Linked DNA regions of Homo sapiens: region 2 is linked to region 1. A link is a loop called in an ENCODE intact Hi-C map of the cell type or tissue named here. Cell type or tissue: endothelial cell of umbilical vein. All regions are shown on one strand. Each heading gives the region's core, and the rest is flanking DNA. Links, peaks and the distances in the headings are about the cores only.

Evidence for each region. A loop is a pair of places that touch in the nucleus more often than their neighbours do. Peaks named below come from ENCODE experiments on the same cell type or tissue, not always from the same donor. Only the 100,000 strongest peaks of a DNase experiment are listed, where the experiment ranks them.
Region 2: a loop joins it to region 1, with 8 times the contacts of the local background. A loop is called at or near these places in 1 of 110 quality-filtered maps.

What each region holds. Positions count from the first base shown.
Region 1 is chr13:32,911,428-32,927,072 of GRCh38, forward strand. LINC00423 (long intergenic non-protein coding RNA 423) reads right to left here and starts at 225. Exons shown (of 5, transcript NR_047020.1): 1 at 1-225. In endothelial cell of umbilical vein, for the core only: no CTCF peak of the experiment used is centred there; a DNase peak (open chromatin) is centred at 6,294.
Region 2 is chr13:32,975,810-32,991,454 of GRCh38, forward strand. No RefSeq gene overlaps it. Among named protein-coding and RNA genes, the nearest start is that of KL, 33 kb to the right of the region's middle. In endothelial cell of umbilical vein, for the core only: no CTCF peak of the experiment used is centred there; no DNase peak of the experiment used is centred there.

The DNA.
Region 1 (15,645 bases), core at 4,132-8,131:
TGCAGTAGGTGTGATAACCTGTCATTGATCACTCATTTGATGAACACCAAAACTTTGCCTGCACTTCTGGGAGGACAAAGAAGCCTCCTAACTGTCTGGTCTGTGGATCAGGTGCCGCAGGTCCTCTGCTCTAGACTATCAATCTTTTCAGCTGGTCATTTGGAGGGCATTACAGGGCAAACCATGCGCAGTTGAGACCAATTGCCTGTGCCCATGGGCAGAACTGTCTGTTGATGGGCAGAAAGGACAGCTCTAGATAACAAGCATGTGAACAACACCCCCTGGTGTTGGTGAGGATGGATCAGCAGGCATAGACATAAACTGCTGTCAGGGCTGTAACAGGAGCAGGCTTTCCTACCAACAGTGCTCAGGCAATGGAGTATCAGTGTGGTGATATATCATTATTCTAATTGGCTGTTTGGGTTTCATTGTATGGGTATGCTATAATTTATTTAATCAACATTTAAGTTGTTTCCAATTTTTCACCATTACAAAAATGCTTAATGACCAGACTTGTATATCTTTCTCTGTCACCTTGACCCATTATGGCTTCGGGGGAAAAAAAATCCCACGAATGGAATTGTTGATTCAAACTTTAAAATACTAATACATAGGGTCAAGTGACCATCTAAAAAGTTGTGTGCTAAGATTATAAATCAATTACCTAAGTTTTATTTCAGTACTTTAATAAAAATGTATATTTTTATGTCTAGGTATTTGCTCCTTCTGAAGCTTAATTTGGGCATAGAGATTTGTTATTTCTATTTTTTCCAAATGATTAGTCAGTTTATCCAACCCATTTTGTTGATAGTCCACCTTGATCATATATCAAGTTCTCACACACACATGAGTCTGTTTCTGAATTATGGATTCTGTGCTATTGGGCTTTCTGTTATTATATAATGGTTTAATGTTTATACTTGTATGCTTATAATATCCAATAGGACAAATGCTCTCTCATTAATTTGCCTGGCTATTTATGCATGCTTATTCATTCAGAAGAAATTTGAAATAAATTTTTTTCCATAACAAAGAAAAAAGTCCCAAATGATTTTTGATTTGGATTTGCATTAAATTTAGTTTTATTTCAAAGAATTGTTATTTTTACAATATATAGTACATGTTAAAAAAGAGGATGTAGTTTTCCCTGCAGTCAAACATCTTATGTTTCTCAATAGAATTTTCTTATTTTCTTCACATGTCATGCACATGACTTATTAAACTGTATTCCTAGCAGTTATATATATATAAAACTATATATTATATTTATACATATGTGTTATAAATGTATTCCTAGGAGTTATGCATATATATAAAATACAGTTACACACATATAGCTCTATATAGATAATATTTACAGATAGATAACATATATAGTAATATATAGATAATATTTACAGATAGATAACATATATAGTAATATATGTTATATATTTATATATGTTATAGCTGTATTCCTGTATATATGTTATAACAACTGTACATATGTTATAACTATATTCCTAGGAGTTATATATAATATATAAACTATTATACATAAAATATATATGTAGCTCTATATATAGAAATATATATATATAAAACTATATGTAATATATATAACTCCTAGGAGTACAGTTATAACATATATATAATATTTATATGTATAAGTTATACATATATTACATATATTATCTATTTGGTAGAGATGGGGTTGCCCAGGCTGGTCTCAAATTCCTGAGCTCAAGCAGTTCTCCTACTTTGGCCTCCTAAAGTGTTGGGATTACAGGCATGAGGCACCATGCCTGGCCTGGAATTTTATATTTTTTGATTTTATAATTCAAGGGATTCCCCCACTCCCAGTTATAGGTCTCTAGCCTGCTCCACTGGAGTCGGCTAATCTGCTTGGCCCCTGGTTGTGCAGTCATCCGGGAGCTCCACTCAGGACTTTGAACTGACACCTGCAAGGGTCGGCGGAGTGAAGAGGCTGGGCCAGGCCCTCTGCCTTCTCCTCTTCCTCCTTCAGTCCTCATCCACCTCTGGTTCCAGTGTGTGGAGCAGGCTCTGTTGTCCTAGTAAATAAAGAAGAATCAACCAACTTCACAAAACCCCCCAGAAGTGACCAGCCATAAAAATATAAGCTTATTCCAAATACCTGGGACCCTGTACCTGGAGTCGTCTGCCACAGGGCAGGTCAGATGTCCCATGGCCGAGGGCTCAGGAGCTGTGGCTGGCGGCTGGTAGCAGCACTGGCTTCTTACCTTGGCCGTGGCCCTAAGTTCCCACATGTGGGAAGTCAGCCTAGTGTGCCATGTGGGAAGTGTCCAGGTTCTTCCTGGGGACACTCTTCTGCCTACATATGTAAAGAGACAGATTTCTGGGGTGAGAAAGGCAGCTCCAGCTTTTAGAGGAGCCAGGAAATCTCCCCAAGGCTCTGACCTGAAGAAAGAACACTCTCTAGAGAACAAGGGAGCTCAATCTTTTTTTAGTTCTGATTTCTATCTCCGTCATTAAAAATCAAGCTTTAAAAATAAGACCCTATCCATTATGTTTTAATAATCATCACTCGGGCTTAAAGTGACTAATAATAAAAGGTTTTTGTTTAAATATTAAACACTAATGGTTTTGTTCTGCTCTTGAGAACTGGAGGCAGACAGTTGAAAATGGGTTCACAGTGTGCCCTGGCCCTGGGGTCTGGGCTGATGACTAAGGTGACCCCTGGGAAATGGCACCTGTAATCGGAGGCTTGACTGTCTCCCACACTACCCTTACCTTGGCCCATGTCACAGTCCCAGGCTGCCTCCTCGCTCTGGCAGCAGTGTGGGGCTTCCCAAAAGGCTTTTGCCTTTTTGTTTTCCCAAATGACCAATGGATCTTTTAGAGAGGAATCTATTGTCAATTGCTTCCTTTTTTTTTTTTTTTTTTGATGCTACAAGACTACTTTGAAGCTCAGAAAGCCAAATCCTTGATCTTAATAATAGTAGCTATTATCTGGCACTGAGCTGAAGCTTTATATACATTATGCTATTTAAAGTTTACAAGAACCCTGAAGGATACACAATATTTTTCCTATTTTAAGTATGAGAATTCTGAGGCTTAGAAATTTTAAATAGCTTTCCAAGGACACCAGATTGTAAGCAGTAGAAGGAAGATTTGGAATCAGTTTTTATCTGATTCCAAATAACATGCTCTTTCCATTGCCCTAACTCACATAACTAGATAATAATTACATAATGGGTGTAGCCCTCTTGAGACATAATTTTACTTTTATTGGACAAACCTCTTTTTTTTTGAGTGAATGGTATTTCAGGGATGATTTCAGAGCATGAGCAACTGGGCATAGTGGCATAAACATAGTAGAAAATACACTGGGCTTCACCATGTGCCAGCCATTGTTCTGAGTATTTTGTAAAGATTAAATCATTGGATCCTCACAACCATGCCATGATGTAGTGTTTCAGCATGTTCAGGCGACTATACCAAAATACCATAGACAGGAGATGGCTTATAAACAACAGAAATGTATTACTCACAGCTCTGGAGGCTGGGAAGTCCAACCTCAAGGTGCTGGTGGATTTAGTGTCTGGTGAGGGCTTGCTTTCTGGTTCATAGATGGTGCCTTTACTGTGTCCTTGCATGGTAAAAGGGGAAACAAGTTCTCTGGAGTTTCTTTTATAAGGACATTAATCCTGGTTATGAGGGCTCTGTCCTCATGGACCTAATCATGTTCCATAGGTTCTGTCTCCTAATACCATCCCCTTGGAAGGTAGGATTGCAACAGAGGAAATTTTGGGGGACATAAACATTCAGACCATAGCATGCAGGTTCCGTTACTATCCCTCCATTCTACAGTTGAAGCACAGAGATGTTAAGCAAATTGTCTAATGTCTGATAACCAGCAAGTGGCTGAGCTGGGATTTGAACCCAGACAGGCTAGATGCAGAACCCTGTGCTCTTAACCATGTATATAGGGCCTCTCTAACCAAGACAAGGGAGGCTATAGGAGGAGGCTTCATGGTGGGGTGAGGACCAGTGGTTAAGAGTTCCATTTGAGCATATTGTATTTGAGGTGGACTATTATGTATCCAAATGGAGCTATCAAGAAGGCATTCAGGTCTCAGTTTGGAACACAGGTAGTACGTAAAGCCTGAGATAAGATGGAATCACCTCTAGAGAGTGTGTGCATGGAGAAGAGAAGAGACCCATGGCCCTTTCCATATCCTAAAGTTGGGCAGAAGAGGGAGGGTTGGCAAAGGACTCAAGTGGTTCTTCCCTTTCTCTCACACCCACATCCCAATCCTCAAGCAAGTCCTGTGGATTCCAACTTGACTCCCCCCACTCCTTATCACTTCCCAGACATCCACATGGCTCTCTCCTACAATCTGCAGAGTCCCCTCGCGTCTACTCTGATTCCTTTCTGGCTGCCACCATCCTTTCTAAGCTCTTACCACACTAGCCTTCTTGTTTGGAATATGCAGGCACAGATCTAAGTTATACCAAACTCAGCCAGGGACATCATCACTTATTTTCCTTAAAAACATTTTTTCCCCCATATGCCTAGAGTCTGCAAAACAAACTGTGATGAGAACATGGCATGCAAATCCAGCTCTTCTCTCTTCTACATGCATCATTAGCCCAGTCACTTTTGACAACGATGAGCAGTGGGACACATTTGGCTTGCTTCCTAGGGATTTCAGCGTAGAGTAAAATTCACTTTTATTGAATAGGTAGAAATCAAGGTCAACCTCTAAAATGGGTTTTCTTGGAAAAATGGAAAGTAGTAATTTACCCCATGAATCATATTTTTAAAAATTAAATTCTACTTCAATAATAAGAGGTGATAGAAGATGCTATTGTATTTCCTTTTTTGCTTTGTTAAAGAATCAGGATTGAGGCCAGCTGTGTGTGTAGGAGAAAGAGTCAGCAGAATCTCTTTTTATTTCTTCCCTAATCTAACTCTTTCTGAAGGGTCAGAAAACTAGTTGCTGTTCCTTTCTTGTTTCTTGATCTTTTCTCAGCCCTCTGCAATATTACTTTTTCCTCTCTGGCTTCTTATTGCCTGTCTTCATTCATTCTTACTCCTTGCCTACCACCCACCGCCAGGAGACTGTCCTGTGTCCCAAGAGCCTACTCTGGTTCCCGATGTGTAGTAGCCCTCCCCGCACAACATAGCCCAGTGGCCCAAGTTCTCACACACTGCTCTGCCTTTGCTTAGGTAGTTCTTATTGCGTGGCATGTATTTCCCTCATTTTTCTACTTAAAAAACTTACTGCCCATGACTGGCTCAACTGTCCCTTCCTCGGAGAATATTCATCAACCACTCTCTTCCTCCCCCAGGGAGAACTGAGTCTTCCTAAGGCTGTTCCCATAATACTATGAATAGATTGCAATGCAGGGGATCAGAATATGCCAACCTTGAAGATGCCACTTTGGCTTAAGAATAATTTTAAGCTGAAGGTGATTGAGAAGCAGCAAATGGAGGAAAAGCTTTCTATCCTCCCTTTTCCTAACTTAAGGCAGAATATGAATTTCCCTTGGTGAAGTTGTTCCCCTTTCCTTTTCCCATATCCAGAGTTGAGAAACGACAATTATCACTAGAGACAAAGAGGGCACCAGGTTGGGTCTGCACAAACAAACATTACCAAAATAACTCTTATCATCCATTAATTTTCCCCATATATTTACCTTTCCACAATTTACCACCCCTAGAAGTCCCAATCCCCTTTTGCTTGCTTTGTCATTTCTCCATAAATTTATTGCCTTTTGTTAAGATGGTATATAAGCTCCACATTCTAACATCCCATTGAGTTACTCATCACTGTTCTCCAATGAGTACATCTATTGCATATATAAATAAATTCTGTTTTTTCCTCATGTTAATCTTTTCTCATTTTGATTTGCGAGTCCCAGCCACTCAATAAAAGAGGATAGATGGGGAGCTTCTTTCCTCTCTTATAGCAGGTACTGAGCTTACTTCAAAGTCACTGTGACTTCATGTCTCTTTCTTTTATTAGACTATGTACTTTTGCATTTTTAGTATTTAACACAGTACTTGGTGCAGAGTAGGTGCCCAGCCCACGGTTGCTGAATAAATGAATGAATGATTCACAGTGAGGCAAAATTCATAATTTTGCTGGAAGTTTGTCATCCTGATTATAAAGAGTCACATGCATGTCAACTCCCCACCCAGTTACCACTCTGACTATCCTTCCAAGTCTACATAGTAGATAGCCCCAGAATTTTAAAACTGACAAAATTCCTGTTTCTGATTCTGTTTCTGACTCACTCTATCGCTTTAAATTATTCACTTCCTGTCTACAATGGTGTTTGTTGGCTTACAAAGCAAGGTGACCCTTGAGGGATGATAACAACTAAGGGCTTACAAATGATTTCAGAATACCATGAACTGTGTAAATGTGAATACTGTTATGAATCAATAAAGTGGGTGAGGGAATCGAAACTGCTCAGCTCTCTCTTGAATTGCTAACTGCTTTATCTGTCAAATTAAAAAAGTACTAAAACCAACCCAAGGGGAGAGTCTTGGTATTCACTCTTCCTGTGAGTAATTTTTTATTAAGAATAACAAATTAGACAAGAAGCCAGAATTCCAGACAAGGGGGTTGGGTGGGGGTGTGGGGGTGGGAGGTTATGGGGGTTGGGGTTGTCTCTCTTGCTCTAATTCCCACTTTTGGTGTGTTTATTTAAGTATGTGCTTGCAAAGAGAATGATGCATAAATTATTAGTACCCAAAGGCAGTTCCTCTAAAGGGAAGAGACTTTACAAATGTTGCAGCAACTTTTTTTCCGTGGGGTGCTGAGGGGTCCTGAAAGGATCAAGAGCCATTGCGGATGTTTCTCCCTTTATGCTGCGGGAAAAGGAGGGGAGGCCCTCATGTTTTCTCCTGTAGTCAAGCCAGGGTGAACATCTGGTGCTGCTGGACCCCTGGACTACCCACAATGGGTAGGTTATGATGGGAAATAATTAGCTGATTCAGTCCATGGCTGGAGGAGAGAAGCCATACTGAACGCGAGCTAGCCTGGCGTGAGAAGATGTGCCTTCCCAGCAGTCAGACCTCAGTTAATACCAGGACTAAACAAGGACAAGCAGTCTCTCAGGGAATGAGGGTCCCCTTTTAGAGGATGATTGGCTTTAGGACTAAAAGTGAAGACCCTGGTGTGCTGGCTTGTCTCACGTGCCTTGTAACCACGGCCTGCATGCCACCCAATATTATCAGATACAGACGGTAGGCTGTGTCCTGAACTCTGCCTCCCCACTTCCCTGCGAGGTGTTCAGGGGTCTTCTTTTGACTTAGGAGTGTCCTGAGGGCCCTGTGGGGAGGAGGAAGGGCCCACAGGGGTGGCAGGCACGGTGGTGCTCAGAGGCCTGGCGCTCATTTTGCAGACGTCGCTGGGAAAAGGAAGAACAATTCCAGCTGTGTGAAGACTGAGTGGCTGCAGGTTTTCCACTCTGGTCAAGTGCAGTTTTCAAGGAAGAGGTTTGCATCTCACCCTGGGGAGGACCAGCCTTACCCTCAGGCTGAGCCAAATGCCCATTTCCAATGCCAAAAAGATGACCAAAAAGCTGTGTTCTGACATTTTAAAAAAGCTCAAATATTCATATACAGCCACATGCATATATAAAATATGAAAACATAGTGTATAATTGTTCACAATAATTGTGGGTGTGTTAGTGTGTATTTTGTATGCGTATGTGTAATATGTGTTGTGTACATTCTCATATTCTGAAGATAATACATACAACCCCTTCTTGAATCACATTTTTTCCTGGAAAACTTGGGTAACACCCCCTTTGTTTCTAGTTTCAAAGACTCAAATAGGAGGAAAGAAATTCTTTTCAAGTTAAAGCAGCACACATGAAGTTAAAACTGGAAAAGGCCCATTGAGATTTTTATTCAATTTATACCTCATTTTAAAAACATGAGAAGTATCTTGGAAAGCACTTAGAATCGATTGAGTCGGGAGACCCTGAGTGGGCACTGACTTGTCTGTTTGGGACATGTTTACTGATGTATGAAGTGGATTGGGGGCTGGGGACAATCAGATCCTAATGGACTCCAGGAGGCTCCCTGACCCTTTTGTATCCATTCCAGGGTCCAATGCTGATATATTTGTAGATTTCATTTTTGTGACTAGATCCCGGAACATACTGTTGAGTTAAACCACTCCTGCCCTGGAAAGGTATTATACGCTTAGAGAAACAACAACCACAATAACAAACTGAAGCTTGATGAAGAACTACAGAAAGATTGAAATCAATCACTTTCAGAATGCTGAGGGACCTCTGCGACTGGAGGCCTGGCAACACTGCCAGTTTATTTACATTTTGTGTTCTATGGTCATGACCGCAGAAGGTTGGCCCTAAAATGGAATCTGTTCTCCTATTTTACGGGGCAACTCTTTGCTATGACAAAATAAGAATGGGCCTCTTAGCTTCTTGGATATTCCATCCAAGATTACAATGGTTTCCTTACTGATAAACCTTAGGCCTGAGCTCCTCAGGTAAGTATTTCACAGGACAAGTATGATTCTTGGCCATGCCTATTTATTCATAAACACATTACATTTTGAATAACCTTGTGAACAAATATGTTAGGAGTTGCATACAATTATGGTGGTTGTGGACTCTGCCTTAGAGTCGGTGGACAGTAATCAGCTACGGACTGGTCTGAGGGGCACAATAGAGGCCCCTGGAGATGGATATTTCTATAGAACTTGTTCATAAGTACTGATGGGTTAGCTGGATCATCTTCTGATAAGTCAGGTTAAAAAAAATTATTTTTTAAGAGACAGGATCTTTCTCTGTCACCCAGGCTGCAGTGCGGTGTTGCTATCACGGCTCACTGCAGCCTTGGCCTCCTGGGCTGAAGCGATCCTCCCACCTCAGCCTCTTGGGTAGCTAAAACTACAGGTGAATGCCACCACACTTGGCTAATTTTTAAAATTTTTTTGTAGAGATGGACCCTCACTATTTTGCCCAGGCTGGTCTTGAACTCCTGGCCTCAATCAATCCTCCAGCCTCAGCCTTCCAAAATGCTGGGATTACAGGTGTGAGCCACTGCACGCAGCCTCAGGTAACAAGTTTTAGTGAAGTAAGATGGATGTATTCTCATGTCTCTCTTTTACAGTTTATAATTTAATGATTTAAAAACACACATACACATGCACAGGTGTATCAGGGATGGCAAATAGGTGTCATCTTTCATGGAAATGCCAGTTGATTGGTGAATGCCACCCTGAGCTCTGTATTGAGAAGAATGATGAATCTGTGGGAAGGCCCTATGGGAAAAAATTGTAACAGTTGATTAGAGATATCCTGTAAGGGAATGGACATTCTTGGGGGTTGAGGGCGATTTTCTATACAAATACGAGGGCTTTTCTTGTAGGGGGATGCTGAAGTAGTGTGGAAGAATGAAATATCACATAGACGTGGGTTTCCAACCTGTCAGGTGCATTATTATTTGATTCCAGCTTGTTAAAATAACTGCAGCACTCATTTAATACATAGTAATAGCTTCCTTAAAAATATCAAAAGTTCAACTATAATTTGTGTAGTAAGTATAAAACAAACAACTCAACTGAAGACAGGAAATGGGAAAGAAAAATAGTGAGTTCATTTTAAGCTAGTTATATACACAAAAATTAACATTAAGTTAAATTCCTATGTTATCCCTAAACTTACATTCGCCATGTTTCCTCATTTCCCACTATTAACTCAAACATTGTTTCACAAACTTTGACCTCCATAAACACAGGAAGCATACATTTTAATAGGGTAAAGATGGGCTTTGTAGCAAAATAATTTTGTAAGAGGGCCCTTATCTCTTTGCATTTGATAGCAGGGAAGGAACCTCTGACTTATGAAGGAGGAAAGAGAAGAGTCAAATTTATGTGACTTGAGCCCTTTGCTTCAATCTGATTAGTTAGCAAATCGTTTTTTCAAATTGTTTAGTTCACTAAGCCATTAATTCAGCTTCCTTATCAGCACAGAGCAAGGCATTTTATAGAATAGCACTGGAATAAACAAAAGCACTTTAACTCCAAGTGATTTGCTTCATCGTTTCATTAAAGCTGACTCTGTTCAAATTGTGTCTGATTTCATATTTTCCTCTCTTAAAGAAGGGCTTATGTTATTTTATTGGCCCATAGGTTAAAAAAGAGAAACAAAAAAGGATGTTTTCAGACAGTGATTGCGTCGTTTAGATATTGCATTCAGCTACTAGTCACAGACACCCAGTGAGAGTCCCTTAAGCAAATTAGAAGCTTATTTTTTCTGCCATATTAGAAGGATGGATGATGACATGAGCCCAGTGGCGCTGTGCAGTGCCAAGGACCCAGGCTCCTTGAGACTTCTTGCTCTTCATCTTTGGTCGCTGGCTTTCATCCTCAAACTCACCTCATGGTGCAAGATGGAAGGAGCTTCAGCAGCCATCATGTCTCCATTCCAGGGAGGAAGCAGGAGGAAGAGGGGCTGGTCTTCTTTTAAAAAAACTTTCCAGAAGTCACACCCCACCACTGGCCATGTTCCAGACGACTCTCACTGGCCTTTTGTTGACCTCACCCACCTCTGTGGCCCTTGGCCACTCAGCCACCCCTGCATGGACTCTGATCCAGCCCGACAGCACCTTGCCTCCTGCCTGCATCCTGCGTATCTTGTTCCAAGGTTTCCCTATTGTTGCTGAGACCTGAGGAGCCACAGAGAGTCCACGTGACACCCATGCTAGCATGATCCAGAAAGGCAGATGAGTTGTTGCTTCACAGGTGGAGCTTTGGCTAAGGGGAGATGAGAGCAGTCAGTGTGAATGAGATAAGCTCTTCTCCCCTCCAGCCCCCACCTCCAGTAGTTCAGTTGCCTTTTGGGGCGGGGCCCCGTGAAATTAAGCAGTCAGTTGCACTGTCCAGCTTAGTAACATATCCTCATATAGGCTCTCTCTCCTCCCCTGCTTTACTTCCCCTGTCCCTCACCTCTGCTTTCCTGGGATTGCATTCTCCAACAAATTAGTAGCACATATAGTTTTATGTCAGGTTCTGTTTTCTTGGGAACCCAGGCTAAGGCAAGGCAGAGCTTGGTGACATGGCCATATTCCATTGCTAAGGGGCCAAACAATGTAGTATTTTAGTTGGTAATATTGACATCTCTAATAACATCAGATTTCTATTGCTAAGGAAGGATGGTAGAAGCCTCTGCTGTAGTGACACACGGCATACAGAAAAGTAAACTGAGTGATGGCAGACAGTAAGCAGGAGCAGGGCCACATCAAGGACTGTGTCTACAACTGGCTCAGTCTCAATTGCAGGCCAAGTCAACATTGAAAAATTCCATCACCTGCATTTTTGGTAAGCTGGAGATGCTGGTGCCTTTGGGAATGCAGCACAGGGACAAAATCAAAGCGAGACAAATTGCACCAGCTGAGATTGTTTTTTCCTCTTGAGTCTGGAAGAGTCCCACTATCTAGATGCAGCTTGCAGCTACAGTCCCCCAAGGCATGGTGTAATTCAAGCTAAGCTGCTTCTAGAGAAGACGGTCTTAGGAGATCTTGGCCGCCGTGCCAATAAAGTGACTCAAGAGGCTGCTCAGCTGCCCCCAGAGGTCTATTATTTTTATCAGGACTGTGGAAAGTGGGAGTTAGTAGGTGCCAGTGGAAGTGAAGTAAGGTGGGGAGCCTAGATGAAAATAGAAGTTCAAGATTTAAAAAGATTTAAGAAGACTTACTCTCATGGGGCAGGGCCATCAGCACCAAGAAAGCAGCTGGTTAAGATGCAAGTGAGTTGGGCATGGTGGCTCATGCTGTAATCCCAGCACTTGGAGGGGCCGAGGCAGGAGGATGACTTGAGTCCAGGAATTCAACACCAGCCAGGCCAGGATAGCAAGATCAAGTCTCTACAATAATAAAATTTTTTTTAAAATTAGCTGGGCATGATGGTACATGCCTGTAGTCCTGCCTACTTGGGAGGCTGAGGCAGGAAGATCACTTGAACCCAGGAGTTTGAGGCTGTAGTGAGCTATAATGGTACCACTGAACTCCAGCTTTGATGACAGAGTGAGATCCTGTCCCTAAAAGAAAAAAAAATTAAAAAGAAGAAACCAAAATAGTTGAAGTAGGAGAAAGAAAATGGGGTTACCCAGAGACCTTTAAGGACGGAAGGTGAGAACAAGTCCTAAGGAGTTTGATCTGTATGGACGTTTTTCTTGGTTGCGCGTACAGGGGCTGGCATCTTAGCTTGATTCTTTTGGGTTCAGCTTGTTTTTTCTTTCTAATTTTGGACATTACTTGCAAAATACAAAATCTCTGGAAAGCTTCAGACCTTAAACACATTATTGATCAGTGAATACCTAAATAGGGATTAGTTGATAAATCCTGACAGCCACAGGACCCTTGGTTGTGGGGTGTGGGGATGTGGGGCTGGCATGTGGAAGAGAGCACCTGGGGCCTGAAGCAGACAAAAGGACAGAGTTACCAGTAAAGGGCTGGTTGAAGTCCACAGCATTTGATTCTCTTCCGTAAGCAGCTCATCAAAGCTGCAGAATGTTAGAAATACCAGGAAGAGTACAAACAGTGCCAATCATATCACAAACCATTAGTCCAAAATCACAGTGCAACCCAGATTGTCTTAATAAATGAGCAAAGCCAGGACAAACTTCACAGCCTAATTTTATTAGGTGCTTCTCAAAGTGCAGAGAGAAAGGATGAAACCAGATAGGATGCTTTAGGCTGCAAGTAACAAAAAATCCAGACACAGTGCTCTTAAATAATATGGCCAGTTGCAGGGGTGGTTATTCAGAAGTTCAGCAGCATCTTCACAGGCCCAGCATTTTCTTTCTCTCCTTCTGTGTGGTTCTACCATCCTCAGCATGCCAGCTGGGATCTCCTCTTGGTCCCAAGGTGGCTGCCATGGACCCAGACATGGAGCAGAAATGCAAAAATGTTTTGTTCTCCAAGTATTTCTTCTCAAGTTCTCATTGCATTAGCAAGAAAACTTTTCCAGAATCCCTTCAGCCAACTTTCTTTCATGTCTCATTGGCCAGAACTGCCTCTGCCCAAGCCTCACCCTGGAAGGGAAAAGGAGCTACCACAATTGGCGTAAACTTATCTTGATACACCGCTTAGGGCTGGAGCTGGGGCCCATTTTCCCTAAAGCACTTAGCGACGTGTAGGAGGCTGGACACCTGGTGGAAATCTTAATCTTTCTGAGACTCAGTTCATCTGTAAGACTGAACTAATAGTTGTGTGTACTTCACAGACTGGTTGTGTTGAATAAATAAGATAATGGGTGCGAAGTGTGAACCACACAGCAAACGCTCAGTTAGTGGTTGCTATGATTACAGGAGTTTCAGCTGTAGAATGTGAATCGCTCCTGTCACAGAAAAAAGATCAAAGCAAGGGGAGAATCACAGTTGCAGTGCCTGTGGCACTTAGAGAAGGTGTTCTTTCTGTTTGATGCTGAAGCACTAGTCCTCACTCTTGTGTCTAAATGGTAGTCTTTCTATCTCCCCACAAGAATTCAGGGACGTTTCATGATGCTGGCATTACAATTGTCTTGTCAGCTTTTGCTGTGACAGATGAGACACAGGCTGCAGAATTTGGACATTGGAATGGAAGATTAAGCACATACATTCCCTGTGTACTGCTCAAGGAAAAACATATGTTCTCTGAGGTTTCCATCTCTGGGGTCTCAATAAGCTGCCTGGCAGATAAGGACTGCAGCTTCCTTACGTTCTGACTGCATTCAAGGCAGGGCCTCAGGCTATAGGCCTGAAGCTCCCCCAAGCTGTCCTGTTGCCACTCTGGCTTCCCCAAACCGGGGGACAGACAGTGAAATGGGCATATGCAGCAGACACACCAACCTGCATTTGAACACTGGCTCAGCCGCCTACCAGCTGTGTGACTGTGTGCAGGTCACTGAACATCTCTGCAGCTCAGTTTATTATATTTTATTTTTTCATCTGGAAAGTAGGTTTCATACCTATCTTGCAAAGCTGTGAGGTTACAGATAATGCATGTGAAGTAGCTATCATTTAACATACATTCAATAAGTGATAGCCACTGTGATTACTGATTGGGTTCATTTTTGTGCATATGTATGCATATATTTTATTTTTAACAGCTTTATTATATTTATTATGTTATATGAGGTATAATTTACATACAGTAAAATTTGTTCATTTTAAGTGTGTGGTCTAAGAAGCTTTGGCTAATGTGTATCCATGTAACCACCACCATAATCGACATATGGAACATTTCTATCACCCCAACATTGTAGGCAACCCTGACCTCCCTCTCTGGCCTCAGACAATCACTGATTTGCTTTCTGTCATAGGTTTTTTGCCTTTTATTGAGTTACATAAAAACAGACTCATATAGTATACAGCCTTTTGTGTCTGGCTTATTTCCCCTTGCATAATGTTTTTAAGATTTATTTAGTATCACATGTATATTCATAGTTTGCTCCTTTATATTACTGAATAGAATTTCATTTGCCAGTTGATAGACATTTGAACTCTTTTCAGCTTGGAGCTATAATTAATAGTGATGCTATAAAGATTCATGTACAGTGTGTGCACCTATGCTTTTATTTCTCTTGGGTAAATACCTTGAAATGGAATTTCTAGGTCATATGGGATGTTTAATTTTATAGGAAACTATCAACTGTCTGCCAAAGTGGCTGTAGCATTTTGCTCTTCCGCCAACAGCGCATGAAATTTACAGTTGCTTTAAATCCTCCCCAGTACTTGATATTGCCATTTATTTTAATTTTAGCTATTCTAATGTGTGGCTGGAGGTGTCTCATGGTTTAAATTTTCACATCTCTGATAGCTAGTGATGCTGAGCATCTCTTCATGTACTCGTTGGCCATTAGTATGACTTTTTTGTGAAGTCTCCATTCAATCTTTAGCTCAATTTTTAATTGAGTTGTTCATCTACTTATTGTCATGTTGCAGAATTCTTGAGATATTCTGAGTTCAAATCCTTTGCCGATATGTTTTACAAAAATTTCCTCCCATTTTGTGACTTGCATTTTCATTTTCTTAATGATACCATTTAATAAGCCCAAGTATTTTATTTTGGTGAAGTCCAGAGTATTCAATTTTTCTTCTATGGTTTGTATTTTTGTGTGCATGTTATATCTAAGTAATCATTGCCTACCTTAAGGTAACAAAGCTTGCCTGGGCTGGATGTGGTGGCTCATGCCTATAATTCCAGCACTTTGGGAGGCCGAGGTGGAAGGTTCACTTGGGGCCAGGAGTTCAAGATAAACCTGGACAACATAGCAAGCTTCTGTCTCTACAAAAAGTAAAAATATTAGCTGGTGTAGAGGCATGCACCTTTAGTCCTACTTTGGATTATGAGGCGGGAGGATTGCTTGACCCCAGGAGTTCGAGGTTACAGTGACATATTGCACTACTGCATTCCATCCTGGGCAGCAGGGTGAGTCCCTGACTCTAAAATAAACAAATTAAAAATTAACAACAACAATAAAACAAAAACAAAGATTATATCCTACTTTAGCTTTTACATTTAGGTTTATCATCCAGTTCAAATTAATTTTTATGCATGGTGTGAGGTAAGAGTCAAGGTTCATTTTTTACCCCATATGGATATCCAATTTTGTAGCATCACATATTAAAAAGACTATCCTTTCCCTATTG
Region 2 (15,645 bases), core at 7,156-11,155, 67 kb after region 1:
CCATTAGTGTTTTCACAAACAGTTAGTTGCCCCACTGGAGAGAAGGGGGAACATCACGACACTGCCTGCCCTACCCCATGAAACCCCCTCTGTGGCCTTGGAGCCCCAGAGAGTAACTGTTAAATATTCCTGCCTCTCTTCCTATGGGTATAAAAGAGCTGGCATAATAAACATAAACATAATAAACATTTTCTTAATAGAAAATAGTATGCCAACATCAATTCCATTTCAGTGGAAGAAATGCTTTGCCACTCATAACAGCAATGCTTTGGCTATGGAAAATAATAGGACGCCTCACACTGTATTCGGAATCCTATAAAAACAAAGGAAGCCACTGTGGAAAAAAAACATTAGGGAAGAGATTTCTATTCATATGTAGATCTTCTTTTAAAATTGAGAACCATTTTCTCTCTCTTAAATGAAGTTTCCCATCACCCACCAACCCCTTGCACAGCCCCTAGAGTCCCATAATGTAGTTTTCTACATGAGTGATTAGTTTCTTTGTCTATGCAGATTTTGGGGAATTGTCATTTTCTGCCTAAGAAATAAAAGAAAATTTGACTCAGAAGATTAAAAACACATTCTTGCCTCTTTAATTACAAAGATTAAAAGCATTGGGCCTCATCCGGACAATAAACTTAGAGTATAAAATACATGTTTGTCCTGATGGTTAGTGAGCTTGAGAGAGCACATTTCACCTGCCCCAAACCTCACTGAATGGAGCCTTGCAGGGGCTGGGCACTGACACTCACACGTGCCACATGCCCTGTGTTGTCTACTGCGTGTGCAAGGACAATGACGCTTAACTCCAGAGCCAGGCACTCATAAACGTCAAGAGGCTCTTGGCTTGAGCTATTCAAGGGGTACAAATATAAAACAGTAAATCTATTTTTTTGGTGTTTTATGTTTGGGTTTCCTTGTACTCAGATGAACAAGAAAACACTTCTTTTACACAGGTCTTGGCAAATGAAATGATCAAGAAAGAAAATGTGTCCCCATGTGATCAAAAGCAGAGGAAACTGCTAGCTAAATTTAAGATGCTATGTAGCGTAACAACACTAAAAATAGTTCTTTATCAATCCAATTACCCTGGATCATTGAGGATCTCTGTATAGTTATTGAATTATCTAGGTTCTGGAGATGGTTAATTTTATGTGTCGACTTAGAAAGTACTTTTGAATGAGATTATTATTTAATTCAGTGAACTTTAGGTCCAGCAGATTGCCCCCTATAGAGGGGATGGGCCTCATTCATTCAGCTACAGTCCTGAATAGAACAATAAGACCTGCATCTCCCAGAGAGAGGGACTTCTCCAGCAGGCTGCCTTTGGACTTTATGTGCACCCCAGCTCTCCTGGGTCTCCAGTGCTGCTGCCCACACTACAGATGGTGGGCTTGTCAGCTTCCATAATTATGCGAGCCAATTCCTTATAATAAATTTCTCTCTCTGGCTTGCTGTATGTGTGTGTGTGTCTGTGTCTGTCTTTGTTTCTTTGTGTGTGTGTTTCTGTGAATGTGTGTGTTGTGTGTGCGCATATGTGTGTGTCTGTTTCTGTGTGTGTGTTGTGAGGTGTGTCTGTGTGTGTGTTGTGTGTGTACGTATGTGTTTGTGTGTCTGTGTGTGTGTATCTGTGTTTCTGTGAGTGTGTGTGTCTGTGTTTCTGCGTGTGTGTGTGTGTCTGTGTGAGTTTCTGTGTGTGTGTGGTGTATGTGTCCGTGTGTTGTGTGTGTTTCTGTGTGTTGTGTGTGTGCGTGTATGCGCGTGTGTGTTTCTGTGTGTGTGTTGTGTGTGTGTTGTGTGTGTGTATTGTGTCTGTGTGTGTCTGTGTGTGTGTGGTGTGTGTGTTGTGTGTGTTTCTGTGAGTGTGTGTTGTGTGTGCATGTATGTGTGTGTCTGTGTGTGTGTGTGCTGTGTGTGTATGCGTGTATATACACACACATATACAACCTATTGGTTCTGTTTCTCTGGAGACTTGTGACTAATAGAGCTCCTTTCCTAGATTTACATTTACTTTCTTCAGTGAATTCATACATTTTGTAAGGTGAACTCAGATTAGTGCTTTGCTTTCTTTTTTCTTTAGTGGGAAATTAAGACAATTTATTCTATATAGCTATTAAAAAATACATGTCATCTTCTATTTCAGTTGGGCTTCCAGCAAGAAAGGGAATTCTACTCAAAATAGTTTAACCCAAAAGTGACTACTTACAGAAATGTAGGCAGAATAAAGGGAATTAACCAGGCATAGTAAGATCCTCAAGGAACTAGCATCAACAGGAAGCTGTTACCACCTGGAGGTCTGAAGCAGCGAGGAGAAAAAACCATTTGATCAGCGCCCAGGAGGGCTGGAGTCCTGGAGGGACCACCCGGCAGGGGCTGTCACTGAAGAAGGAGGTAACCATAGTCAGAGTATAACTGAAACAAGGAGCAGTGGGAGAAACAGCCTTATCTTTTTCTCATCCCATGCTCTGACCTCCCATTGGCTGAACCCAACCTGATGTCATGGCCAAGAGTGGAAAGTTGCCGCACAGAGAGGCCAGCCTCCTGGGCACACAGTAGGCCAGAAGGACTGGATCTGTGTTTGAAAACAGAATAGCTGGCACTCATGGGAGAAGCCCCAGAGATTTTGCTAGGCACTAAGAATAGTCCCTCTTCACCTCCAGTGAACTTCCCCAGCTTTGAAGACTGTGTGAACACAGAGCCTGGATGACACTTGCTGCCCTGCCCACGTGGATTGACATGGCTTCCTCTCGCTCCACCTCCACCTCCAAGCAGCAGCAGACGAACAGCACCAGACTGACCAGGACCTCCTAGGCCATCACAGCCCTGTGACTACTGGACATCTTTTTATCTGTCATTTTATTTCAAGGTGGTGACACATATAGCCATGTGGAAAATGAACAAAAACCTCTCTGAAGTGATTTTGAAGGATGAAAAAATTGATAAAAATCAGTCAACTTTTCGTCAAGTTTTTAGGAAGAATGCATGTAAGTAAAAATTCCAGTCTTCTAGTCAAACAATGAAGCTCACTTTATTTGTCAAAAGAGTCTCCCACAGTTGCCATCTAGCGCTTTTAAAATGATTTGTATCAGGGTGTAGACCCACTAGGTCTACAACTAGATGACCTGGAAAGCCAATTTTACAAGAACAGAACAGATAAAAGGGGCAAGAAGAAGAAAAGATAGTGAAGCCACAGGGTGAGGGGAGTGATGGGCCTTGGCCCATATTTAAGGAGGCGCTCACTTTCAGGGTTGCGCAAGTGTAGAGTTGGCACTGAGAGTCAGTGCCTCCTTAAATTTTGCACCCTAGGTGTGGATACCTCCCCTGCTTCTCCCTGGTCCTGCCCCTGCTGATTTGTCCTCTTCTAAAGAAAGCACCACCCAGCACTGTGCACAGCGCATCCTTTCTCAATCCTGGAAGGTTGCCCTTTTAGAGAGGCTTCGATGTGATTTCACTCACTGATGTAAAATAAGCTCTTATAAACAAAGAAATGCATTTTCTAGAACAGCCATAGAAGATGAGATGGGATAGACAGGCATCCAGCCTGTTGGCAGAGCATGGGGGAAGAGCTAGAAAAGGCATTCAAAAGTTGAGTCTGATCCTGAGGCACCAAGCATTTAACTGCGAACAAAGCAAGCAGCCAGGGTGAGCAAATGCAAAGGAGCGAAATCCTGATTCTTTATAAAGAAGCCCTACTATTAGAAATGCTTCCATTCGTGCATTCCTTTGGGTGAAAGCATCTTATTTTTTCAAAAAGACACTCCTTAAGTTGCAGAAGGGTGGGTGGTACAGTTAAATTGTTAACTTTATCTGATGAGTTAGTTGTTGAGGTCATTTCTTGTAAAAGAGGAGGTGGGAACTGATGAAGCTACACTTCATAGTCTTCACAATATTTTTTCCCTAAGTCAAGCACTGAATTCCAGTGGCCCCAACTATGAGCTTGTGGATTGAGGGTGAGACTCGGTTGGCCTAGCTCATTGCTCAACATAGGATTCCATTTGTAGAGTAGAGACAGGCTGAAGAAACCATGAAGGAATATTTAGATTAAACAAGGCTGAATGTATCTATTCAGTCTCATGGTTATTCCCAGTCACACAGTACAAATAACATACTGTAAAGACGTTTGCAAATACACTTCTAAGACAGTTGCTAAATGTTAGTTTTCTGACTTCAGTTTGACTTTGATCCATTCTTACAGATTTTTAGGTAGTTGGTCTTGCACACGTGATGGTTAGATGGATTGCTCCTTCACTTACACAGAAATACGTGGTCCTCACAGTTTGGCAACAGATGGCTGAAGTTGACAAAACCACTAAGAAAACATAATCAATGTGTTAAAACAAAGTTCACTGCTAACGTTGAACCCTTTCTTTCATGTTTTGATTCATAAGGTAACAGTGCTCTAATCTGGAAAAAGAAAACACTGAAAATCATTTAAAAAGCACTAATGCCCCATTTAGTTGTTCAGAGCAGTTTCTTTTTTTTTTTGGATTAAAAGGAGGTAAGTCATGCTTACTTCTAAGGAAATGGTTACATGTGCAACCTTGAGGGAAAAAAATCGTCAATATGAATGGCATCGTACTGCATCACTGTGAACATAGAATTGTTTTAATAATATCTTGTGGTTAAAAATTTGTTAGACGAAATGGTATTAATGACATGTGGAAAAGAATTGAGAAGTAACTATTGTTTACATGAAAGCTATTTAGCTACTTATGCTAGCAAATCTCTCAACTTCCATATGACATTCTCCAAATGTAAAGGGAAAATTTACATTCGGATGTCTGCTGACATATATGTGTGTGTGTGTGTGTGTGTGTGTGTGTGTCTGTGTATATAAGGAAGCAGCATGGAGAAGAAAACAGTTCTGGGTAAATGAAATGATTAATAAAAAATTATATATATATATATCAGATACCACTCTCCTGCTGAATTACAATATCTCGAGAATTATAGAAATAGGAAATCTAGGTAGAAAATCTAGGTACAAAATAATTTCCTGACGTTGACATCACAACCGATTCATTTGCTTATTTACATTTAATTAATTAAAATAAGTCTTTGAAAAAAAATTTTTTAAAAAGCCCTTTGTTCTGTGCCCACATCCGTTTGAGCCTGCAATGGGATGGTCAGAAGGCCCCGGGTGAGATAACCGTGCTGCAGTTCACAGAAGCACACATGCATGTCTGTCATTGTCTCTGTTCGACACCTTCCCCGACTGCCCTATGATTGCAAGTGTTTCTGTCATGATAGAGAAGGTGCAGAGCAGGGCATGCTACGACCTCGGAGTCCTGACCGGGAGGTACGGGGCAGCACTAGCAACGCCTGCGGGAAGAGCTTCCTCTGGGTACCTCAGGCCTCCATGACTGGCTGTGTTTCCAGAAATTGAATTGTGACAGTATTTACCTGGGGATTCCAAGGGAGGAAAGGATCACATCACCTGTGAGCTTCCTTAACATGAAAGTGACTCTCACCATCCAGAGTAAGGAAATAGAAGGCCACCATAAAGTGACACAGAAGTGTGACAATGAAAGAGAGGAAAGCAATGAAAATAATTCCAGAGAAACTGAAATTCTTCCATACGGCATCCAGTCTTTCTAAAAGTTTAAAGATCCTGTAATTTCTGTGTCATCTATAAATAACCCCCAGGTCCTTAAAGATCATACACGAGTCAGTGTAGTGAACTGTGGTCCATGTTTCTCTTATTTTTTTCTTGTCTTCTAATAATATCATTAAGTAACTCTGAAACATCTTTACTGAGAAAGAGAGCACAGTGACCTTAATTTGAATCATTTAGGTATATCATAAGGCAGCTATGCTATTTAGGTCATTTGAGATAATTTCCTATGAGATATGAGAAACATACACTCAAATTACATACAGCAGTGATAACAATGACATGCATTGACTGCTTAATCTATGTCAGACAGTTCTATGTGCACCAATTATGTTAACTAGTTTAAAGAGAGGGAACAAGCATCACGGAAAATACAAGTTTTACTGTTGGCAAAGTTTATGTTTATCTTATTAGATTTAATAATTCCAGAGGCCGGGCACAGTGGCTTATGCCTGTAATCCCAGCACTTTGGGAGGCTGAGGCGGGCGGATCACGAGGTCAGGAGTTCGAGACCATCCTGGCTAACACGGGGAAACCCCTCTCTACTAAAAATACAAAACTTAGCCTGGCGTGGTGGTGGGCGCCTGTAGTCCCAGCTACTCAGGAGGCTGAGGCAGGAGAATGGCGTGAACTGGGGAGGCGGAGCTTGCAGTGAGCCGAGATCGCGCCACTGCACTCCAGCCTGGGAGACAGAGTGAGACCCTGTCTCAAAAAAAAAAAAAAAAAAATTCCGGATAAAATTATAAGATAAACTATTCGTAGTCCCATAGATCACAGGTGACACAAAGGGGTAAGATATTAGTAATGTCTAAACCTGACAAGAGATTAATATCTGGAATATACCAAGGAGCTTGCTGCTGCATATCAACAACAACAAGATACCCCACCAGAAAAATGGTCAATGTAAAGGAGAGACAGTTTACAGAAAACATTCTGTGTGAGTAAACATATGAAGAGATGTTCAAAAGCATTACTAATAAGAGAAATGCAATTCAATGATGAAATATCCCTTTGTACCCATTAATTTGGCCATAGTCAGAGAGCTGGCTGATGGCTCCTGTTGGAAAGGGTGTGAGGTTTGGCACCCTTTTACCTGCTGGTGGGAGAATAGACTGGGACAGACATCTGGGAGGTAGTGACACCACTCAGTCCAATTAAGTGGAGCCATTCCACCCTAGGGTGCTCCTTGGGATATTCTCACTATAGGCTCATAAGGGAACATGTGCAAGGGTGTTGGTTGCAGGCTGTCAGTGGCAACAGGTTGTGGATGCAATCCAATGTCCACCATCGGGATGGGTAGAAGGTGAGGGGGTGAGCAGCCATGGAAAACCATGCCATGGTTAGAAGCAATAGATTCAATTTCCATATAGCAACATGGATCGACCTTAAAATTACAGTGCTGCCTCAGAAACGGTAAGAAGCAGTTTGAGATACGTATCATATTTCCATTTATATGAATTAAAAATAAATCCACACAAAACGACAAATGCACATTTCAGAGGAATTCATGCCCAGAATTTTTGAAAGCGCACTAGAATGTTTGATGAGGGAAGTGGAAAGGGACTGGTTGCAAGGATCAAAAGGAATAAACAAGTAAGTAAAACAAAAGGGAAAAACACCTGTGGGGTCTCAACCCAATTCTATTTAATAAACACTTCTTAAGGCTCTACTCTTTCCAGACGTTTTATTTGAACATGTTCTTTCCGGTGGTATATGAGCCTAATTTGATTTATGAACACAAGATAATGAGACTTTATAACTTTAGATAGAAAATTGCATGTGCCACAAGAACAGAGAGAAAAACGAAAATTAATTGCTGGAGAAAAGTATTTTCTAAGTGCTTAGATGATAAGATAAAGTGATATGTAATAAATGAGATTCCATCTTTAATGTAACTTTTATCTCAAGTGATGCCAGAAACCATTAAAAACCAAGAAATATAATTAAAAATAAGCTGTAACATAAAATAATGTTATGGATTTGGAGAAGATTAAATGTTATTTAAATTGTTTGTACAGTTAACCTTCTATGGAAAATAGAACTTTAGAGGTATACTTAGATATTTCTGTTTATGAGTCCCTAGTTGCTATGAACTCCACGCGTTGTAATAAAACGGATTCTTAGGCCCTCCCCCGCCCAAATCACTCATTAAACAAATATTTATTAAACACCTACCATGTGCCAGATACTGGGCCTTAATGACGATTTTACACCATAGCTTCCAAATTCATATCTTTACCTGGGACTTCTTTGAATTCCAAACTCATAGCACAGTTATTACTGCTTGACTGTTTCAAAGGTATCACAAACCCAACACCTTCAAAACCAAACTCATGATTCATCCCCTAAAACTATTGTTCTTCTTTCCATTTTTTCCTCTGACAATGCCCCACCATCCATCCGCTTGGCACAAGCCAGACACTAAGTGGTCATCTTTGGCGTCTCTCCCTGCCACTTCTCTTAGCTAGTCGCTTCCCAAACTCTTGTTGGTTTTATTTTTTATATATTTCTCGAATTTATCACTTTCTCCCATCTTTAGCCACCATCCCACTTGGAGCTACTGTCATTATCTCTTCTTTCTTTCTTTTCTTTTCTTTTTTTCTTTGAGACAGTCTTGCTCTGTCACCCAGACAGGAGTGCAGTGGCATGATCTCAGCTCACTGCAACCTCCACTTCCCAGGCTCAAGCGATCCTCATGCCTCAGCCTCCCGAGTAGCTGGGATTACAGGTGTGTGCCACCATGGCTGGCTGATTCTTTTGTATCTTTAGTAGAGATGGAGTTTCACCATGATGGCCAGGCTGGTATTGAACTTCTTGAACTTCTGACCTCAAGCAATTCACCTGCCTCCCAAAGTGCTGGAATAACAGGTGTGAGCCACGGCGCCTGGCCATCTATTTCTTGACAGGACTCTCTGGTCTGCCCAGCTCTCCTCCTCATTCTCTACACTGAAGTCAACTCTGTTCATGCCATTCCTTGTTCCTCTTCCCCCCTTAAAAATCAATGTCTCTTAAGTTGAAGAAAAAGATCTTTAAGGTGGCCTGTGATGCATTCATGGTATGCTCCTCCCCATCTTCCTAGCCTCATCTCATTCCACCCTCTCTCTTACTCTTTTTGCCCTCCCCCACTGGCCTGTGAGTCTCTTGTATGTATCATGCTGCCTCCTGCCACAGGATCTTTGCACATGCTATTTTCCTAGCATCATCAGGATGCTCTCTTTCCCTCTCTTCTGTCTTTTTTTCTCTCTCTTTTTTTTGCATAGTTAATCCATTTGCTCATAAATATTTATTGAGGACCTACTACATGCCAGGCACTGATGTAGGTGCTGGAGATTCAGTGATGAAATAAACTCTCTTAATTCTTGAAGGTTTCACTTTGGTGAGTTGATCTTAGACTGGTGGATTAACTCTGATTCAGCTCAACTTTCTAGTTTTGGGGAAGTCCGATCCCCCAAACTAGATCAGACGTCCTTGTTCCAAGTTCTCAGACCCCATGTGCTCCTTCCTAGTACTTAGCACAGCTTGAACTTACTCATTTACTTGAGGGTTTATTTGAATGTCTGACTCATCCATTGGTCGGTAGGTTTCGCCAGGGCACAGGCACTTCTGGGTTTGCTCATCACAGTATCCTTGGGCCTGTCACAGTGCCAGGTGCGTAGAAGATGTTTGATATAGTAAATATTTACTGATTGAATGAAATGTAAATAGAAAAATGGCCACTGCCCTGAGGCTATCCAGGGAAGATGATGGATGGATACACAAATGGCACGTCAGAGGAATGATGCTCAGAAGTGCTGTGTACATGAAAGCTGGAACAACACCTAAAGTCCCTCGTTTCTTTCTTTGTTTTTTAAAACTGGAAGACAAGTACATTTATACACTGAGAATGAACAGCCAGTGGAGAGACAAAACAGATACAAGAGGGAAAGACAGTGCTGGGGACAGCTTCCCTGGAGAGAGGGCAAGGAAGAGGTCTAGAGCCCTGTGGAGGGACAGCTGTGTGGCTGGCAGTGGGCGAGGAGCTCTGCCTGGTGGCATTGACGCCTTTGCGGAGTCTTAGGCTAGATATTTACTGCCCAGTATGGTAGCTGCTCACCACAGGTGACTACTGAGCAGTTTAAATGTGGCCAGTATGCAGGAGATGCACTCTAGGTGCAAAATGCACATCATGTTTTAAAGACTTGTACAAAAAAGTGTAATATGTCTCATTAATAATTGTATGTATTAATTACTTGTTGAAGTGATGATGCAATCTATTTTCATTTTTCCAGGGAGTGAATTATGTTCTATCAAGTCACTGTGAACACTGAATTAGTGAATACTTACCCATCACTCCAAGAGGAAATACAAGGCTAGGTTCCTACAGCAAGCCTCTGTCACAACATTTTCATCAACTGATCAACATGTAACTTTGTTTTTCATGTTTCTGTTTAAAGACAACTTATTTAATCTATCTTGTTGATTTATTAACACTGAACTGACAGTCAACAGTACTATAACTCATGCCTGAATGAAGCTTCTCCAACACACGTATTTTCTCCATAAGGTACATCACAGCCTTCTTGTGCTTAGGAGCCTTCACAGCTTAGGAATCCCGGACAGTACTTCAGCAGTATGCTCGGAGACTAAAAAGGAGCACAAAAATGTAGAAAACATGGCACTACCTAGACCCTAAAAAGGACGCTTGCTTACAGCACGAGAGTTGAAACAAGAGGCAGCGCACCGCCTTGCTGGACCTCAGCTGGGAGCGTGCATGTTGGGCGACTCAAGCTTTTCACCACTCTGCATGTCGGCAAATGGACACAAAAATGCTGCAGGTATTGATTTTGGGGTTACAAACACATTTTTATGAGTAGATGAATTTGCAAATACAGAATCAGTGGACAATGAATATTGACTATACCTTGGGTGAAATAGAGCATATTATAAGAAGTAATTTCACCTGTTTCTTTTTACATTTTAAAAATTCAGCTGCTAGTAAATTTAAAGTTTTATACGTGGTTCACTTTCTATTCCTATTGGACTGCCGTGGTCTAGATTATTATTGAGAGAGAGAATCAGAAATGGGTCAGACAGTCTTAAAGGGAATGAGGAGGGTGGTACTGTCTTAGACCAGAACACGCCAAGTGCTTGCTCGGACCTGGCAACACTTCAATGCTTTTTGAAGCAACTTCCTCAAAAATGTCTAAGGCCACCCTTCTGGTGCCTGGGAGAGGCTGCAGTGCTCTTTGGGTGGGGCTTGTGAGCCCTGATTGGACTCTTGTGGGTCCCATGGTTCTCCCCTTTCGGGCGCTCTCCAAAACTCAACCCCATTCCCCACACAAGGGATTCGCCAGATGACCAAGGAGCTCGGAGCTCGCGCCCATGGGGCTATCCTGGGGTACTACAGGAGAGCAGCCTCTCAAGTGAATACCCTTTGCTGTCTGCCATGATCTTTTTTTCTTGGATCATGTGGGATTGGGCCACCGGAATGATGCTAATTTGAGGTGACTCACTCACATAAGACCCAGGATCATGACTCTTCACAAGTACTGATTGGACAAGAAACGAGTACAAATAAATAAATGCCTTTTCTCTACCCATTGTTCTAAGTCTTCACTGATAAATCACTATACCTCACATGAGCCCATGCATTTTATAATACATGAAAATCACATTGTTTATATAGACAAGGTCCCTGAAAAAAAAATTAGTTGTCTGCTAGGCAGCCTTGGGTGAAGACGTGGAACGGCCATGGTGGGGGATAGAGGTGACTGGTCAGATATGCACAAAAGGGCTGCAAGCAAGGTGGATGGGTTAGAGACAGAAACTGGGGGCTCTGGCTGGATGTACAGAACTTTAGAACATTAGAGAATTAGGGAAGTCAGGGAAAATGTGTTCTTATCCTACAAACTATCCTCTAAACTTCAAGTCAATTAATAACTGACTCCTAAGTCTAGCTCATTGCCCTGGGTCAAGGTCGTTCCAGCTTTGCTCCTAGAATCCTTCCGGGCACCTCTGGCATGAGAAGGGGCTGGGGTCTGTGCTCTGCCCATCCTTCAGGTGTATTTCAGTGGTTCAAGAATGAATAGAAAAGGCTCCTTTTGAGAAAAAGGAGTCTTCACCTCAAATCAAGTCTGAATCACCTAAAATTGCCCTAGGTCCTGTAACTAAAAATCGAGGAGGCTGAGGAGAGAAGGACTCCCAGGATGGCTGGAGCTGGAGGTAGCAGTGTAGTTGTGCTGAGCTCAGCAAGGTGCCTCTTCTGGGGCATGCTGGCCCAGATTAAGAATGAGCTATGAATTAGGTGACTATCTCAAGTGCTTCCTACATGGGAAAGCACTTTAGGTTTAAAGTGTTCTAGATTCTCACTCACATTAAATTCTTGGAGATTCCCTCTTAATGCTGCTACATGAATATTTTATAGATGTGAGATTACTGTGTGCAGGAGATGGTATTTATATCAGATTTGATGAGCAAAAAAGAAAATTAAAATATGAAATTATCTGTTTTCCTTAGATGGCTACTTTAAAATGCAGATCAATATGTTCTTGCAGTTTCTTAAAATTATTTCTTCTCTTGGACACATCTGTTCTTTCTTACCTCATTCCTTTTTTGTTTTGCAATATAACACAATTTAAGGAAATGCACTTGGAATCTAAGCTGCTAGAATTTTTGTACATACAGAGTAATCATCTTCATAGTTTTTATTCCTTTTTGGGTGTTTGTAGAAAAATACTTTCATTAAAATGAGTTTTAAATTTCTTTATATTTTTATTTCAGTTAGTGGCTTTCCATAAAAATTGCCCAAACAGTGAATGTGACAGAGTATATACTGTAAAAAATGTTTTATTTCTTATCAGGTTTAAAGTAAATATCTCTATTGTCTTATCAGGTATAATTATGTTCTTTCTTGTACTACACGAAATTCCTCTCTCTACTGCACATAATTTTATGTACATGCATCTTTGGAAACTGTCATTCTATACCTTTTAAAGCAAACTCACTTTTGAATTCAGCAAACTCACCTTGCTGAATTATTATTATTTAATATATACATCACAGCCTTGATTTCTTGGTGCCTATTTTCTAGGGAGACATAAAACAAATGTGACTCATACTCACCTTATTTGAACACATTATCTTTAATTTAAAAGTTATATTAAAATTAGTTTTGCCACTTTTTTCATGAACTATGATTATTCTAAAATTCGACTTGCCTCCTCTTGCCTTTGATGCTTCAGCCACTGCTGTTGACAGAGTGTTCCCACCAAAGGCAGTGAGAATAATTTGCTCATTAATGCACGCAACACTATCAGTTTTTCCACACTGATACTCTGTGTTCTCTTTGTAACACGGTCTGATGTCTTATTAAGTTTCTGGTCAACTTCCTCTATTCAGCAGATGTTTTCATTAGGCTGCCTGTGATGATTCCTATGGCTTTGCCTATGAGGTTTTGGTTAATTCCAAAGCTATTGGTACACATAAATGGCTTACATTTTTTTTTTTTACCCTGAAATAAATGACTTCGTGAATCTTGAATCTCGTCAGGCAACATGCCAATCAAGAGTCAGTTTCACTTTGTGTTCTCCACTCTTAATTTAAAACAATGATGCGGCCCTGGCAGATTCTGGTACTTCCTAGAACTTACCTGAGATATCCGGCAGCATTTTATGTGTATCAGCTTTGCAATGCAATGACCACCACCTTCACCCTGTGATTTTTTCATTCTGCTCTCTGACTTCTTTTGCAGCTGTTCACAATAGCAGCTGCTTGGCTATCTTGCAAACTTGTTGCAGATGTTTTTACTTCCTTTTTTTTCAGATGATAAAACGAATAATCTAGAAAATTTGGAAAATATCAAAAGAACAAAGAAAAAATTAAAATAACTTATAATCATACCACAAGGAGAAAAGTTCTGTGGTTTCAGGGGTGGAGCCCACTGAGGGCAGACATTGGCATCTCCCCTGCTGGGCATTACCAGTCCTTCACATGCCTTCACCAGCAGTGGGCAAGGTCTGGGAAGCAGGAGCAGGAGAACATGCTGGAAGCCGTGCAGTGACTACACCCAAGAGATGTGAGCACACGTGAAGGTCCCTTTTGGAAGGACTCTTAAAGGGGAGTTGCAGATTCTGCATCTGCAGGTCGGAAGCCAGAACAGAAACTATGGCATAGAAATACCAGTGTGACAGCATAACTGTAGACTGGTAACATCTGCAATGTTCCAGTTACATATTTCTTCATCTCTCACATGTTCTCTATTAAAATTTGGATATATTTTGTGTATACTACTTTGTAACCTTCTCTTTTTCAATTAATAGTAGTATTCTCCCATACTATTTAGTACCTTATTTTAAAAGGCTTAAGTTTATAAAGAAATTATCAGAAAAAGGGAGTCCATCCTGTCAGTAGCCTCTCTGGACATAAATGACTTTGCATCACCAAAATTTAGTATATAGGGAAGATAAAACAGGAAGAGGAGAGGATACCTGCGTACCTCTTTATTTGAAAGTAATTGACATTCATAATGAATGAACACACAGTGACTGAGTTCCCATTCCTTAGACAGTGGTGTAGGAAGAGCAAAACATTTAACAACAGATTTTGCCTTAAGAAACTACAAATCTAGTTTGGGATACAAGATTAGAACTTATAAAAAAATTAAATAATACGAGAGTTAAGTTGTACTAAATAGTAGCATAAAATATTTCCCAGGAAAGTGCATGCTAATGAGTACTCCAGGCAGGAGTGAGTCATGAAATAATCACTGCTGGAAAGAACCTTTGGAATCATGTTGCCCAAAATTTTCATTTGTACCCCTAGGTTGGCACACATGACATTTGGTTATTGTTTGCTGTCTCTTCCTCCACCCAGGACCCCCAGCACCCCCAGCCCCTTGAGGGTAAGGGCTTGGCCCGGGCATCGCCACAGATCAGGGAAAAACTCATTTTAAGCACTCAGTAAAGTTTGTGGAAGTCACTATTTATCAATTCAACTAATGTCATCAGGAAAGTCGTATGATACTTTGAAGGTGTTTTCAGCTTGGATAACTGTGGGGATAGAGGTCACAATAATGAACCTAGGGAAGCCAGAGGATAAACTGGTTTTGGAGTAAAATCATGACTGGCATCTGTATTAGTTCCCAGGGCCGCCATAACAAAGTACCACAAACTGGGTGGCTTAAACAACAAAAGTTTATGCTCTCACAGTTATAGATGCTGGAATTCTGAAATCAAGGTGTCAGCAGGGCCTGCTCCCTCTGAGGTTCCAGGTGGAATCCTTTGTTGCCTTTGCCTGGCATCTGATGGCTCTTGGCAATCATTGGTGGTCCTTGACTTGCAGCTGCATGGCTCCAATCTCTGCTTCCATCATCACATGGTCTTTTTCCCTGTGTGTCTGTCTCTTCTTCTCTCCTCATAAGGACAGCAGTCATATTGGATGAAGGGCCTAACTACTCCAGTATGACCTCATCTTAACAAATTACAACTGCAATGATCCTATTTCCAAATATGATCACATTCTGAGGTACTAAGGGTTAGGACTTCAACCTATCTTTTGGAGAACAAATTCCGATCCATTACTGTATTTTATCGTTCATCATCTTTAAATCTCCCCAAATAGAATATCCTGTTAAATTTCCCCTTCAGCCCTGTAAGGTTGCTATTACTATCTCCATTTTGCAGGTGAGGCTCAGAGAGGTTGAGAAACTTTCTAGGGTTACACAGATAGTTAGGTGATGGAGCCAGGAAGCAAAGCAGTCCACCAAGCCCACAAGATCCTCATAACACACACTGGTCTATTTATTCAGTAGCTACCATGTGTCAGGCACCCTACAAGGGGTAGGAAAGGAAACAGAAAAATTCCTGTCTTCATGGAATATACATTCACGTGGGGAAGCCCATCACTAAACAAGATAAGTTGATTTGTGGCATGTAGGTATTGATAAGTGCAACGGATAAAAATAAGGCAGGAAAGAGCAACAGAAAGTGTTGGAGTGAGAGGTTGCAATTTTAGGTTGGGAGTGCTGCTCCTACTCCCCCGAGAAGGTTAGGAAC